3 separate regions of the Homo sapiens genome follow, and all the other regions are linked to region 1. Evidence: chromatin contacts called from ENCODE Hi-C or POLR2A ChIA-PET data. All regions are on one chromosome and are shown on one strand. Each heading gives the region's core, a stretch centred on a gene start or an enhancer-like site at or near the end of the contact. The rest is flanking DNA. Distances are from core to core; before and after follow the strand shown.

The links. A loop is a pair of places that touch in the nucleus more often than their neighbours do. ChIA-PET counts read pairs that join two places held with the same protein, here RNA polymerase II (POLR2A). Pooled maps may share reads with other maps.
Region 2: a map of B cell shows a loop between it and region 1 (3-fold over the local background). The contact joins the enhancer-like site here to the promoter of LY86 in region 1. A Hi-C loop is called at or near these places in 1 of 168 maps with a recorded cell type or tissue (B cell), 3 of 37 single-sample maps with no recorded cell type and 4 of 50 pooled maps.
Region 3: a map of naive thymus-derived CD4-positive, alpha-beta T cell shows a loop between it and region 1 (2.5-fold over the local background). The contact joins the enhancer-like site here to the promoter of LY86 in region 1. A Hi-C loop is called at or near these places in 1 of 168 maps with a recorded cell type or tissue (naive thymus-derived CD4-positive, alpha-beta T cell), 24 of 37 single-sample maps with no recorded cell type and 7 of 50 pooled maps. POLR2A ChIA-PET finds 5 or more read pairs at or near these places in 1 of 52 experiments (OCI-LY7).

The regions. Positions count from the first base shown.
Region 1 is chr6:6,585,660-6,590,744 of GRCh38, forward strand. It overlaps LY86 (lymphocyte antigen 86), which reads left to right and starts at 3,061. Exons shown (of 5, transcript NM_004271.4): 1 at 3,061-3,211. The coding sequence starts at 3,076. All of the region lies in intron 1 of LY86-AS1 (LY86 antisense RNA 1), which reads right to left. RefSeq lists enhancers at 1,358-1,447, 1,458-1,587.
Region 2 is chr6:5,721,194-5,726,278 of GRCh38, forward strand. The region is part of intron 6 of FARS2 (phenylalanyl-tRNA synthetase 2, mitochondrial); the gene reads left to right. Among named protein-coding and RNA genes, the nearest start is that of FARS2-AS1, 270 kb to the left of the region's middle. RefSeq lists an enhancer at 2,794-3,113. Within about 2 kb of position 2,883, at least 13 of the 41 ENCODE cell types and tissues checked have a DNase peak (open chromatin) inside an H3K27ac peak, as active enhancers do; they include B cell, where a contact is called at or near this core.
Region 3 is chr6:7,134,098-7,139,182 of GRCh38, forward strand. All of the region lies in intron 1 of RREB1 (ras responsive element binding protein 1), which reads left to right. Among named protein-coding and RNA genes, the nearest start is that of RREB1, 29 kb to the left of the region's middle. RefSeq lists an enhancer at 2,915-2,984. Within about 2 kb of position 2,939, at least 32 of the 41 ENCODE cell types and tissues checked have a DNase peak (open chromatin) inside an H3K27ac peak, as active enhancers do; they include OCI-LY7, where a contact is called at or near this core.

The sequences.
Region 1 (5,085 bases), core at 1,811-4,310:
ATAAAATAAAATTATATATATATATATATGAAGGAGAGCAGTGTGAGACATGGAAGAAGAGGAGGATTGTCCAAAAAGTAGAAAAGAAATCTGAATGAGACCAGAGCACAGCTTCTTCAGCTACAGCCTGCTAAGAGATTAGAAGTCAGCATCAAAGCCTGACAGTATGTGTGTGTTTGGTTACCATTACGTAGACATAACCATATTTTAAATAACTACCATAAACCGATTCTAATTTTATTCTATAATTAGGGAATAGGACATTCTCAAAGAACACTCTGGCTGTCTTTATAAAGGTTCTAGTTAAAGAACTCCAGACATCATTATGGGTTGATTTCTGAACTAGACGGCCATAACTAATGATTTCAATCAAATCCCATTTTCAGTAGGCAGAACTAGTAAGTAGAATTCCTTAGAGAATGTGGCTTACTCTTAATCCTATATGGGTATGTTATATATGTGTTATATAAAATGCCATCTGTCATAAAACAAAACATTTTATTAAGAAGATTTTTTTTAATTGTACATTCTGCAAATGATCAAATTCTGTAAGCTAAACCAGAGGTCCTCAGAATGTGGCCCCAGATCAACAACACTGGCATCACCTGGGAACATGTTAGAAACACAGGTTCTCAGGCCTCACCAGACACACAGGAGCAGAAACTCTGGGGTGGGGTCCAGCAATCTGCATGTTAACAAGCCCCCCAGCTGACGCTGATGCCCTGAAGACCACTCTAGCCTGAAGACCAATGTCCTAGGGTCACCATGATCACAAGGTTCCTGATTGGTCCATTTGGAATATTTCTAAATGCTAGTGCGATCCCTGAATTATGATTCCTTTCATTTCCAGGTCTTTTGATTCTCAAGAATCTGTACCCCTGTCTTCAGATGACACTGTTTCTGCAATAAAGCCAATGTTTGTGGCCCTGCCCAAACTCATATGTTGAAATCCTAAGCCTCAAGGTGATGGTATTAGGAGGAAAGGCCTTTGGGAGGTGATTAGGTCATAAGAATGGAGCTCTCATACATGGGATTAGTGCCTTTATAAAAGAGGCCTAAGAGAAACCCTTCGCCCCTTCCACCATGTGAGGGCACAGCCAGAAGGCACCATTTGTGAACCAGAGGCCCCTCACCAGACACTGAATCTTCTAGCACCTTAATCTCCAACTTTGGACCTCCACCCTCCAAAATGGTGAGAAATAAATGCTTGTCATTTAAGCCACCCAGTCTAAGGTATTTGTTATGGCAGCCAGAACATACTAAGACCATTTCCCTGCCACAGCTGCCCACAGCTCTCTGCTAGGTTTTCTGCTCCCTGCCCTGCACTCCTGGACTCCTCCTCCAGTGTCAATCATGACGCACTTTGCAGGGAAGGAAGTTCTCACCCTCAATTGCTCTCCTCACTCACATATGTTCAGAGCTCTCTTTACAACTGCTGGAGCACTCACATATCCCAAGGGAAAGCTTCTGTGTTCCATCCTGGACCTTCTAGGGGCTACCACGCTTCCACCAGGGCCGCTGCTCTCACCATAAGCTTCAGACTCTCATCTCCCGAGATCTTGCTCACAGCGCAGCTGCCTTCCGCTCACACAGGCCAGAGGGGCCACCTTGTCTCTTCTTAGAGCAACTTCCCACCACTCCCTTGGGGCTCAACCTTCGCTTTATGTTCTGTAAAAGCCAGCAGTTCTCAAACTTGAGACTGCATCAGGCACACCTGGAGGGCTTGTGAAAATCCAGAATGGTGAGTCCCGCCCCCCAGAGTTTCTGATTTAATAGGTCTTGAGTAGCCCAGAATTTGCATCTCTAACAAGCCCCCAGTGGAAGCTGAGGCTGTCATCTTCCCAGGCCGCACTTTGAGAACTGCTGTTGAAAGCCATCATCACTGAACTTATTTGCAGAGGTACCTAAAAATAATCAATCCACAACTGTTCCTTCTCCAAATGACCACTCTCTGATGTCTATCAAGAAATCCAAATTATTTACCAATTAATTTATTGGTAATTATGTTCCACCTATTTCAAAAAAAGTTTTGAGCTAACTCTAATTTTTGCTTAGCCATCAGCAGAAATAGTAAATTTACCTAGTGCATTCAGAAAAATGCTGTTCCTCCCAGGGAAAATAGTGTTTTCTATTGCTCCTGAAATCTGCTGACCTTGGCACTGACTCTGGTCCTCTTACATTAAGGTGAAGCTGGGGCGGGGTTGAGGAATCAAGACTGAGAAACCTTGCTGTCCTGCAGCAGAATAGAGATACATGGAAGAAGGAAGACAGAATCTTGGCTTTGAAGAGAAAGTGAGATGTGATGTCAATGATCCCACTAACACCAAAACCAGCAAACCAGCCTCCTTAAGGGTGGCCCCACCTCCCCACCCTTCCTACTTTTTCTACCAAGCCAAACCCAGAAATAGAACACGGCTCACTTCTCAGGGCTATTGCCTCTGCCTCATCTCCAGAGACCACATCTGCAGCTCCCAAAACAAGGTCTGTTCTGCAGCTGGACAATTCACTGCTAAAATCCCAAACCTAAGAGCAGAGCCAAAGCCAGAGGAGAGGAAAGTGACAATAGGGCCAAAGCCTCATTCCAGATTCCAAATGTCATTCTGTAGCCCTCGTGCTATCAACTGCTGCCTGCTGGCTGCAGCCAGGTCCCTGGGTCCATACACAGCCTGCATCAAGAGCCTGCAGAGACTCGGGGGCTGGAGATGGGAAACAGATGGTGGCCTGCGCTTTGTCTTTCCCAAGTTTACAGCCTCACCTGGGGGTGGAGGCTGTTCTGAGGGGCCCCCAAGAGGTAAGTTCACGCATCACTACTGACCCTCTCCCTGTGAAAGCAGAAAGTCAGCACGCATCCTACCCCAGACCAGACCAGCCACACCTGTAGATTCAAGGTCCTGGGGGAACAGTATTCAAATGCCTCTGCTCTCAGCCTTTTACTTCTGACTGTGGTTCCCAGCGAGTCTAAAATTTGAGAAGTGAAACTGAACATCCAACTGCCTTGGTGAGGGGAGAGGAAGAAATTTTACAGGCTTTTTATTGGCCGGTTATTTTTCTGTGTGTCCCATACAGGCCCCCACCATGAAGGGTTTCACAGCCACTCTCTTCCTCTGGACTCTGATTTTTCCCAGCTGCAGTGGAGGCGGCGGTGGGAAAGCCTGGCCCACACACGTGGTCTGTAGCGACAGCGGCTTGGAAGTGCTCTACCAGAGTTGCGGTAAGCCCTTGCAGTACACCCATGTGTGTTTATGGGGAAAGCAAGGCCCACAGATGTGAGCCGCTAGTGCTCAGTTGGAGTTGGGGTGGGAGGGGAGAGGGGACCAGCAGCTGAACACTTTCTCCACCTGCAGCAGGTCTGGGAGGGCCACTGGGAGCTTTTGGAAGAAGGAGCGGTGGGGCCAGGACTGGGAGCGGAAGAGAATGGCAGAACAACAAAGAGTACAAGAAAGAGAAATTGAATCTAAATATAGCCATTTACTAACACCACAGAACCCAAAAAAGAACAAAATGATCAGTGAGTCTACCAAATCATCAAACCTCACCAGCTGAAAATTAGGAAAAGCAGCTTCCAGTAGGCCCTTCCTCAACACCGTACACCTGGGCTACCTTTCCATCTGATGTACTTTGCAAGTGAAGTGAAAAGATCACTTCTGCCCAAAGAGAAGATTCCTGTCCCTCTCTGGACACTTTCAGAGCTTTCACTGCAGCAGTAGCTCTCATGAATTCAGCAAGCACTTCGCATGCAGCTATCAATGCCAGGGTTTCTCAGTGCTAGAGATAATAAAAGTGCATATGCCAGGCCTGTCACCCCAGCGGGCCAACCCAATACGCCAACAGATAATTGCAATTCAGTGAAGAGAATGCAGTGAACTGTGGTAAGAAGTGTCAGAACCAACCAATCGGGCTGTGTCTTAGTCAGCTAGGGCTGCCATAACAAACCACCACAGGCTGGGGACTTAAATAACAGATTTATTTCCTCACAGCTCTGGAAGCTGGGCTGGTTTCTCCTGAGACCTCTCTTCTTTGCTTCTAGGTGGCATCTTCTCCCTGTCTCCTCATGTGCTCTTCCCTCTGTGTACATCTGTGTCCTCATCTCCTCTTCTTATAAGTACACAATCATATCAGATTAGGGCCCACCTCCATGGCCTCACTTTAGCTTAATCAGCTCTTTAAAGACCCTATCTCCAGCAGGGCATGATGGCTCACACCTGTAATCCCAGCACTTTGGGAGGCTGAGGAGGGTGAACCACTTGAGGTCAAGCATTCAAGACCAGCCTGACCAACATGGAAAAACCCTGTTTCTACTAAAAATATAAAATTAGCTGGGCATGGTGGCACGCGCCTGTAATCCCAGCTACTTGGGAGGCTGAGGCAGAATTGCTTGAACCCAGGAGGTGGAGGTTGCAGTGAGCCAAGATCGTGCCATTGTACTCCAGCCTGGGCAAGAGGAGCGAAACTCTGTCTTAAAAAAAAAAAAAAAAAAAAAAAAGACCCTATCTCCACATACAGTCACATTCTAAGATACCGTAGTCCCCCCCCAGTCTGCTAGGAATACGTTCCAAGACTCCCAGTGGATGCCTGAAATCATAGATCGTTTTGAACCCTACATATACTATGGTTTTTGGACCCAATAAATGAGACAGCTACTAAGTGACGGACAGGCCGGTAGTAGAGACAACATGGATATTCTAGACAATTCGTGTTCCTGGTGGGCTGGGCAGCACGAGATTTCATCATGCTACTCAGGAGGATGCTCAATGTCAAACTAATGAATTATTTCTGGAATTTTCTATTTAATATTTTTGGACTGCAGTTGGCTGAGAGTAACCGAAACCTTGGAAAGTGAAATCTTGGATAAGGGGGCTGTACTGTACTGGGGGTTGGGACTTCAATACATAAATTTGAGGGGATGCAATTCATCCCATACAGGGCTCCCAAGTGGGGAGCAACTCAGGAGCCCAGCCTCAGGATCACATCTGCTGTTAGAGGGACTGGCTTGTGCAAACGCATGGCATTGTGATATCTGCCACTTTGGAGGGAGATGGGGGCAAAATGCCGTTTGAACTACAGGAGATGGAAAAGAGAAGTTGA
Region 2 (5,085 bases), core at 1,633-4,132, 860 kb before region 1:
TGACATTGATTTATATTTTTGCAAATCTTTTTCGGGTCTGGTCTAAGAAGACAACTAGCTTCTTATACCAGCTTCTGTATTCAGTCTGATGCTCTTAAGTTGTTTTGGTTACCCCAGATATTTTGTTAGAAAAGGGAAAAGTGTGTTAATAGACTTTTGAGAAAATTGTGGCTATTCATTCTTTGACACTCTACCAAAACCGGAAAAGTAGTAGTTTTTTAAAAGTTAGTTGCATTGTGAAATCTGAAATTATATCAATGACTGATATAATTTTTCACTTGTTACATTGAAATCGATTAGTCTATCTTGCAATTTTGAATGGATCATTCACTCTTTCATGATTGTGTGAAATCGTGCATCATTCAATTAGAAATATTGGTTCAGTGAGTTATGTAACTCTTTTAAGCGTCGACACATTTCATTATCTAAGATCAAAAAATCACATTCATTAGTATCATCACCAATCCTATCAGGAATGCCTTAAGTATTGGGAAATATGGAGACACATTTTCCAACGTTGACAATTTTCCAAATTTGCTTGAATTTTATCATTGGCCAAAAACACTGTCAGTTCTTGAAGTGGCAGGCTCATTGCATTTATTATCTCTGCCATCATTGGTCTGTCAGTACTTCTTCCATGTAAAAATAATGTTCCATGAAAAAGAGTTGCTGGTTCAGCTCACAGTTGAATCTCAGATGCACATTTCCTTGAGACAACCTTGTGCTTCAGCGTGTACCACGGGTTCTCTGTGTGTGTTTCCCACTGAGTCACACAGAATATAAAAAAGGCATATCAAGGGTTGAAACTTAATAAAGGTAATAATTTGTAGTGCTTTTTAAGGACGTTTTAAATATTCTCTTTTTTTCCAGCTTTAATGGATGAAACAAATTGTTGTTTTTTTCCTTGTAAGTGTGAGATGGTAAAAAATGCAGTGACTGCCAGTATAAGCTGGTGCCACTACCTTGATCCCAGCTAAGGCACCCACAGTTTTATCTACTGTTGCTTTTGCACCAAAGATGTAAGTGGCAATACAGCGAAAAGGGCAAATAAAGTCTTAATAGTATGAAAATGCTTTGACCTTACAAATCCCTGAAAGGGTTTTGGAGACCCCCACAGGTCTGCAGAACAGTCTTTTAAAACTCCTCACTAGATATACAGTTTGACATAGACAAGACGTTTTTCTTGTAAAGGGGGAAGATAGATAATAAACAAAATACATCAGGGGTGCTGTAACCAAAACAAAGCAGTGCGCTGTGACAGAGGGGTTATCTCAGGTGGGATGGCCCTGAAAGGCTGCGGAGGCAGTGACGTTTAAGATGAAACTTAAGAGCAGGTCGACTGGGATAGCCAGCCCAGGCTTGATGGCAAGAGCTCACAGGGAATGTTCCAGGGGCAGCAGAAGAACCCCTGTGCTGAGCATGGTGAGGAGGGGGAAGCGCAGGGAGAGAAAAGGTCAGTGAGGCTGTCAAGGGCTACACTGATCGGGCCTGAGGAACCAAGGTGAGAGCTGGATTTTATTCTGAGTGCAACGAGGATGTCCTTGGAGGGGTGTGAAGCAAGGTGAAAGGTCATGTCCACCTTGTAGCCTCAGGAAGTCTCCCCTCACCCCACTTCCACCTCCATTCTTCTCTAGGGGGCCACGACTGGGTTTGAAACTCTAAACCCTAGTTATGAAGTTGTAAATATAAGTAAAAAAGAAAATCCCAAAAGATTACATACAGCATGGTATTCATTTTATAAAATAAACAACTTACTAAAACCTCAGAGCTATCTACAAAGGAAGTCAAGGGAGCAATAAACAAGGATTCAGAACAGTGATTCCCTGAGAGAGGGCAGGCAGGAGGATGAGTTGGGGAAGACTCCACAGATGGACAAAAGTCCTCATCCGAGTTCCGGTTCTGGGGGTGAGTGGGGTTTTGTGGGTGTTTGTGATCTTATTAAGTAAGGGTGAGTGAGTGAAGGTGACAGGCCACGAATGGGCCACTCGCGAGTGTGTCGGGAGCCGTGGGTCATGACAGACCCAAGTACGTGCCCCTGGGTTTGATATAAAAAGAGAATAAGGGTAGAAAAGAAACAAAGCTCATATCTATATATTTCATTTATTTACATGCCGTTTGATTTCTAGCTTGTTCAACCCTAGTTATTGCAAATATCAAGTGTAGTATCATGGGTCATGGGAAAAGGCTGCTGGATTCAAAACTCGGCTTTGTGTGCACCCTTGGACACGCTGCAGACCCTTCCAGGCCTCAGTGTCTTCATCTTCTTCATCTATGATGTGGAATAATTGCAGGATCCGCTCATAGGCTTGTTGAGAACATCGAACAGGACAATGCCTGTGAACCGCTGTCACAAGCCTCTCAGTCACGTTTACTGCACAGGTGGAGATTCTCTCTCCTGTATACACTGCCTCTCTCGATCCATTTTTCCTTTCTTTATGTAACTGGGAAAAACCAAGAATGAAGCAGGTTTGTTTTTGTTTTGCGTGTGAGGAAAAGGTTGTTGAATCTGTTCTCAAGAATGTTTGAATTAAATTCTCTTTGCCTGGGGATGGTATTTTTATCTTATATGATTGTTCTTTGAACAAGCAGTAAGAAAACAAAATGAAATTGGGAGGCTCCTTGCTTTCTTCCTGAAAAGAGGCTTCAGGGCTTTGGGCCAAACTGTGCCTTGAAATGAATTTTAGAAGCGGCCACAGCAGGCGGTCTCTGTTGTGAGGGGCCCAGCTAGTAACAGGCACACTCCCCCAAGACAGAGGAAACACCCTGCAGAGCGGTGGCCACGCTGGGCTGTCCACCGCACAGGGGCTGTCAGAGAAAGAGTGGGCTCGGCGGGAAAGGAAGGGCCGCCCCAGTGGGTTACACGGGAGGCCGCTCCAGGCAAGGGTTTTCAATTTCAGTTCCCTTTTCCCCACACTGCATGGTTTCACTTCTCTGATGGGGCTTAGAATCTGCGCCATTAGGCAGCTTCCACAGCTTAGACGCCTTTCCTAAGGAAGGGTTGGCACAGGGCTGTCAGCCATCAGAGACCTGAGAGGGCAACCACCGGTGCCCTCCCTGCTGGATTCAAGAGGAGCTGGGTGATTCTGGGTTCCAGGATGAAGAGGAGCTAGCAGGGACAAGGAGTAAGCAGAATGTTTGCACACAGGAAATGACAGGGGACTCCGTTGCTGGAGCCATCCCTTCCCTTTGTGGTCATCACGAAATATCCATGACCATAGTAGTGCCACTGTGGCCTGAGTCTCAGGATTGCCTGTGCCCATGAGGTGGCCAGAGCCAGCTCTGAGTCCCCAGGGTGGCCCACAGCCAAGGAACAGAGCCCCCAGGACGCAAAAAGAAACCACCACTAGTTGAGAAGGGAGGAGGAGAACTCCTCTCATGACTGTGCCTGGCAGGAGACAGCGCATCCTGCAGCCTGAGCCTGGTGCTCTACGGGGGCCAGCCGAGGCTAAGACTGTCCCTCACGGAAGGATCTTGAGGCTTCTGTGTCCTCCCCGACACTGGCTGCACTCACCTCCCCTCAGCCTCTGTGCATAGCAGCCCACCGTACTTCAGGACCACTCTTTGTAATCAGGGAATTCTTCTTTACATTGAGCCATAATCTGCCCCATAATTTCCACAGATGAATCCTAATTCAGGTCTCCACAGTAACATGAAATACATCTGCCCCTTTTTGGAATATATGTTAGGTCTACTCTGTGTCCTGCACCATGCCAGGCAGCAGACAAGACACAGACATAGACCTTTCCTTCCAGGAGACTAAAACGTAGTGGGGCAGATGCCATTAAACAAATAATCACACAAAATTCTAAAGATGAAATGAAGTTTCTCGCTATTACCGTGTTACCACACGTGGAAAACAGTCAGCTATGTCTTCTGTCTAAGGGAAGGTATTTTGCAATGGCCTGACTTAAAAGCCGTGGGATTTCCATGAAATCTCTGGATGATGCGGAGCAGACACCCCAGTGCTGAGCAGCTTTCTTTAGTTGAAAGAGAGGGTTAGTGATGGCCAAATTCGTAGCCTGTTTTGGGGATGGCGTGATGACTTTGAACATGGGCGCTGGGGTGTATGGAGGAAGGTGAAAGGTGTCCGTGGGGAGAAAATTGGAAAGGAGCTTTGGAGGCAGGTTGGGCAAGGCATTAAGTGCCAGAGTAAGAAGTTGGAACTGCGTTTGATGATCATCAGGTGAGAAGACCTTTGAGCAGGGAGGGAAGTTAGGTCTGAGTTTTGAGGCAGTTATTTTAAAATGGTTCCAAGCATGGCCTCTGCAGCCTGGCTGCCCGGGCTCCAGTCCTGGCCACTGGCAGTGGGAAGAGTTACCTGGCCTCCCTGTGCCTCAGTTTCTACATCTGTAAAACAGAAATAATAGTGGTATGTACTTAAAAGAGCAAATGAGTTGATGCATGTGACATTTTTGGAGCTTTGCCTAGCTGTGGAAAAGTGCTTTAAAAAGGTTAGCTGGGGCCAGGCATGGTGGCTCACACCTGTAATCCCAGCACTTTGAGAGGCCAAAGCTGGTGGATCAGTTGAGCTCAGGAGTTCGAGACCAGCCTGGCCAACATGGCGAAACCCCGTGTCTACTAAAAATACAAAAATTAGCTGGGCGTGGCGCGCACACCTGTAATCCCAGCTACTCGGGAGGCTGAGGCAGGAGAATCGCTTGAACCAGAGAGGCAGAGGTTGCAGTGAGTCGAGATGGGGCCACTGCACTCCAGCCTGGGCAACAGAGCAAGACTCTGCCTCTAAATAAATAAATAAGGGTAAGCTGGTATTATAATCACCACCATTGTCATCATCATTGTTGGAATAGGCATTGGAAGGAGGTGGATGAATTTGGGTCAGTGGGTGTCATTCACAGTAGGGCACAGTAGAGGCCTGACTTTAAAAGACTAGGTATGCTGCCACCTTCCTCAAAACGGCACCTGCACTGTGTTCACTCACATAAGTAGAAACCTGGCTCTTTTTTTCTTTTTAGAATCTTTTTTTTTTTAATCCTCACTTGGGATTAATCACCTCCAGAAGGCCCTCATCAGGGGTTACAATACACGTGTGCATGTTTGAGGCCATGCTGCCCACGCGTAGACTTG
Region 3 (5,085 bases), core at 1,689-4,188, 550 kb after region 1:
TGAAGGAACCTATCTTCTAGGTTACATGAAACCAACATAGTATTAAACTTTTTATGGTAAATTGTGAATATGTAGTTCATCAGAAATTTATTTTAAAGAGAAAAATACTGAACTGACAAAATGTGTGTGTTTATTTTTGGATAGCATGTGATCTGTCTTATTACCCCAAACCCGTGAGGGTTACTGATGAAAAACAAATTGAGCAGTTCAAAAAGTCCTTTCGCTAGAGGGTTGGCCTCTCTTGAGAGGAAGGTGTTTGTTCTCTTACATAGGGCACTGTGTTGTGAATGTTAGGAATGATGTGATGTGTCCTTTATCTGTGGTTGTATTTTTACTGGATGTTTTTCTTTAATCAATGTCATGTTATTTGGACATTCTAGAGCAATTATTCCCCATCTTTTTAAATGTAAGATACTCTTTTAATGTAAAAAATTTCCAGACCAAGTGTGATTTTAATTATTTTTTTAGATTCTGTTGAGAAGCTCTAATGACAGAAAAACTCTATCGACATTTTAGTGGCACTTATCTTTATTAAATACAGCAGCATTTTCATATACTTGCAAAATAATTGTACATATATGTGTAAATTTAATTGATTTCTAGATGCTTGATGAGCAAATGAATAAGTGGATCCCTTGAAATAGCTCCCTGGAGGGCCCCTGCCCTAGAGGAAGACAGATCCTGCATATGTAACCCTAAAGTCTAATGTCAGGAAAATAACGATTAGACTAGTTCTGAACCGCAAGTGGAGTTCTGTAACTAGAGCTAAACGCCACTGTATGACAAGTTAGGAAGATATATTTTCTTCCACCTGTTCATACACTGAACGGTTTCCAGAGCAGCCCTTGATATCACCTCATTTTCCTCATCATTTCAAAGAATTCTATTGGGAAAGAGAATGCAATCAGCCAGATTGTAAGAAACATTTGGACATACTTAATGACTCTCCCTTGGCCCTTTTAATTAATCTACTGTGATCTATTAGAGAGAGGACTGGGTTTGTTAGCTAGGAGACTAACGTAAGGTCCTGAATGCAAGCCCAACCTTGATTATGATTAAAACAGAAAAAGATATACTTCACACCTTGGTTTTTCCATCTCTAAAATGGGTAGAATTATCTTCCTTGTGCCTTCTTAGGAGGTGACACAATGATACCCATGGGCAGCATTTTCTTTCTTTTTAATCAGTAAACGTAAACAAAAACCTTTGTAAGGATGGAAGCTATTGGAAAGTACCATATAAAGGATTAGGACCGTAAATCCAGGGAAATTCTAAGCATTCTGAAAGCTGCTTTTAGGCAGGGCAGCAGCCAAAAGACCAGCTGGTAGATTGAGACCTTTCTGAAAAACCTGACTTCATTCTCTTGTGGTTCCATTTTCCTTTTTTTCAAATGGGGTCTAGTGGCTTAGCTGTGGTTATTCCACAGCTGATGCCTCTTTCATTGCTGTTCTTCTGGTTCTGACAACAACAGCATTCTTGCACCACTTAACTCTCCAAGATGCAGGCAGGGGAGGTGACTGCCTCATTTCTGATGTGCTTGTTAGCTACAGGAAAAGCATCTTAGTATTCTACCTTTGTCTAGGACTTGGGACTGGGAGCAGGTATTCCGTTTAAGTTTTATGTGCCATCTGTATATTTTCAAAAACATTTAACATGATCTTTATTTCAAGCTTTTATAGCCCTTTCAAGTTGCTCTAGGGGACTTAGCAAAACAGGTAGACAGTAAGTATGGATCAACTGAGCACAGGAAAGAATGGGATTTGGGAAGATCACATTGTTTGGATTTTCTGCTGATACTAAAGCTGGATTTTTACTACACAGGCAGGGAGAAATTACTGTCCTGTGGTGGACCTGGTGAGAGAGGTGGCATATGACTAAGCAAGTCAGCTGACCTCAATTAAAGGGCTGTGACCATCTGTACAATGGGACCAGTACCTCCTCCAACTGTTGGTCTCAGCTGAGTGAGATTCCCATGTCTGAGGAGGTGATCAGGGGTGATGATGACTTTTGATGGAACTGACCTCACACAGGTTTCTGGGGGAAAAAACCCACCAAACTTTATTTTAAGAATTCTAAAACAATTTTACAATTCTGATTTGAGTAGAAGTTTGATTTGAAAAGGGACTTCATCTGCACCTTCTCTCTTGCCTTTGTTTATAGATGTCAGTAATGCCCGTATTTTAAAAAGTTGAAATGAGTTATAAATTATATCTTAAGGATTTTAGTTTGTTTTGAAGAATTGTTTAATTGGCTAGGATTTCTCCCCCCTTCAGTAGCTTCAGATCCCAATGGCTAGGCAATATGGAGATAATAGTAAACAGGATTTTGTAAGAGATGTTATTTATTTATTTATTTTTAAATAGAGATAAGGTCTTGCTATGTTGCCCAGGCCGGTCTCGAACTCCTGGGCTCCAGCAACCCGCTATCCTCAGCTTCCCAAAATGTTGGGATTACAGGCATGAGCCACTACCCTCAGCCTGAGACATTATTTGAGGAGGAGGTCATGAATATATAATTAACTTAGGAGTACAAATGAAAAGTTTTCTCTTGAACCTACCTTTTTGAACAGAAGAGGTGATTTTTAGGTATAATGGTGTGCAAAGTAACAAATAACAGCCTCTAAAGACATTTAAAACAATAAATAAAGCATAAATATCTTTATTCAGGATGAACTGAGTTCTGAAGCCTGATGTTTTCAAGAGTTCTTTATTATCAGGTGGCTTGTGAAAGCCCGTCGTTAACCAAACGTGTTGTGTTTGCCTCAGAATTTTATTAAAAAGGTATGCATAGGTTCATATCCCCCTTATGTGAGGTGGCAGTGAAACAGAAACTTGATAGAAATATTGAGGAGGGGAAAAGATGAAGCCACCGCGGCACCTGGCCTCCCTCTTTCACTTCCCTTTCCAACTCTGCTCCTTTGAGATGTTCTTCGAGAAGATGGAGGAAGCTTGCTGGGTTTAGGGTCATCACCCAGGATCTGGCGACGGGAGTGCCTCAACATGGGGAGTTCCCTCCCCAAAGCCCAGAGCTAATTCGTCACATCCAGCTGCTGTCAGGAGTTGAGCAGTCCTGTCCCCTGGCTTTCCTGGGAAGGCCTGGGTGGAGGCGGCAGGAGCAGGCAAGGGACCAAGAGAGTGCCTGCTAGACCTGATGCCTCTCCCTTCCCCCCTGAGCCCCCAGGGAAGGAGCTGCCTTATAGACTCGGGTACAGGGAGGCAGGGAATAGAGGGTTGGAATCCAGAAAAGAGGGTGGAGGGCATGACTGCAGTTACTGCCATTGTCTCAGGACAGACAGACCAAGCCCTGGTACAGAAATTGTTTGGCTGTTGGCCTTTTCTCTTCAGATGTTTACATGCAGGAAGTGCCTTTGATAAAGTATGGTTTGCTAACATGAGTATGATATGCATGCGCATTTTTGGATGCCAAACACATAGGCAGATGAAACTAAGAAGCCAGATGCTAAGATAGTTGTTGATGAATTGAAACTAGCCTAACTGGCTCCACTGTTGGAGTCATTTGCTCAAACTACTCCAAACTTTTGTTTGGTCTACTGAAAACATTAGTTGGAAAGGTACAGCGTTAATTTAAGGCAGGGAAGCCTCCAGCACGTGAGAGTCGTGTCTCTCTCGGTGATGCTGGGAGGGAAGGATGGGAGATGAGAGTCATTTCACGGCCGCCTAGCTCCTCCTCTTCCTCTCCCTGCCCTGGAGCTGCAGCCTCAGCTTTCAGAGTCTCTTGCCTGGTGGTAGGCCCGGCGAGCGGTTGGATTTTAAGTATCTCAGTTATTTTCAGTATCATCAGTCATCACTTTCAGAGTTCCTTTTCTTTTTCAAGGGTACCCAGTCTAACTGTTTAGCTCCTTTTCAATAGCCCTCCTCACTCACTTACGCCTAGTCAGGAAGATTAATAATGTTAACTGATTTACTATCACTGCAAAAAGCATTAGTTAATTAGACTTTTACACCTCAGTCAGATGGCATTAGACACCCTTTGTGCACTTTAACTCAAGGATGTTAAAGACCTAAATCTTTCAGAAAAAAAGAAAAGAAAGAAAAAGGACAGGCACTTTTCCAGTTTAAGCTGCATGTTGGTCCATGTTAATTAGGCATTTGTCCTTTAGTCTGGAGGTGATAGAAAATGCCAGTTACTGTGGTATTTAACTGACATCAAACTCCTGTCCAAATAATTCAGTTGGGCCCAGCCTTCTCTCTTAATTGGTGGGAAGGAAAACTTCGGCACACACCCAGAATAGGGAGGAAACTGTTACGTTGAACATTTTGAAGTTTCATTCTGAAGGATCTGAAAGACACTTGAATATTTTTTAAATTAACTATCCAGTTGAGCTTTTTAAAAACAGTAACAAAAGAATCTCCCCTCAAACTTGAGCTACCCCAAATGATTAGCTTTTGTAAGTCTTCAGAAAATGAAAGTTTAGTCATTGTAATCCAAGGTCAAAGTGGTGGTTGTTATCCAAAGCTCTTATAGATTTATGTATCTGTTTGGCCCTGTTTTAAACAGTGCTCTGAAAATTGACAGTTTTCTAGCTCACACTCGTATTTCTTTATTAATACCAGAAATTCACAAGTGGGTTAAGGCACCCACCAGTATACACATTTAAAAATCAATATATGCTAGCATATTGGGACAAAAGTGACATGAATATGATTGTTTCATGGGAGCAATTAGATGACACTTTTTTTGTTTTGTTTTTAAAAGTAACTTGTTCCTAGTTGCTGGAGAAGGTAATCCTCCGTAATAAGAGTATAGTTTACCTTATTCATGAGTTACGTAAAACAATTACAAAAATAATGAAAAGATTTTTTTTCTAACTTAGTAGGTAGCCTTATTTGACTCTAAACCTTACTCACTTTTGTGTATGGTTTCTAGCCAAAGGTTCACACATGTGAGAACATTTCACTTTTAGTACTGAACTACTTTTTCGTGCACTGAATGAATACAATATGTTAACACTCCTGTAAGGCCCAGAATTGCTTGGCTGCCCCTTGCCCTGCCTGCCTGGTACTGGCTGAAAAGGTACCATTGTTTGTTCTGCAAACACTGAGTGATGTTTGTTTCCAAGGTGAC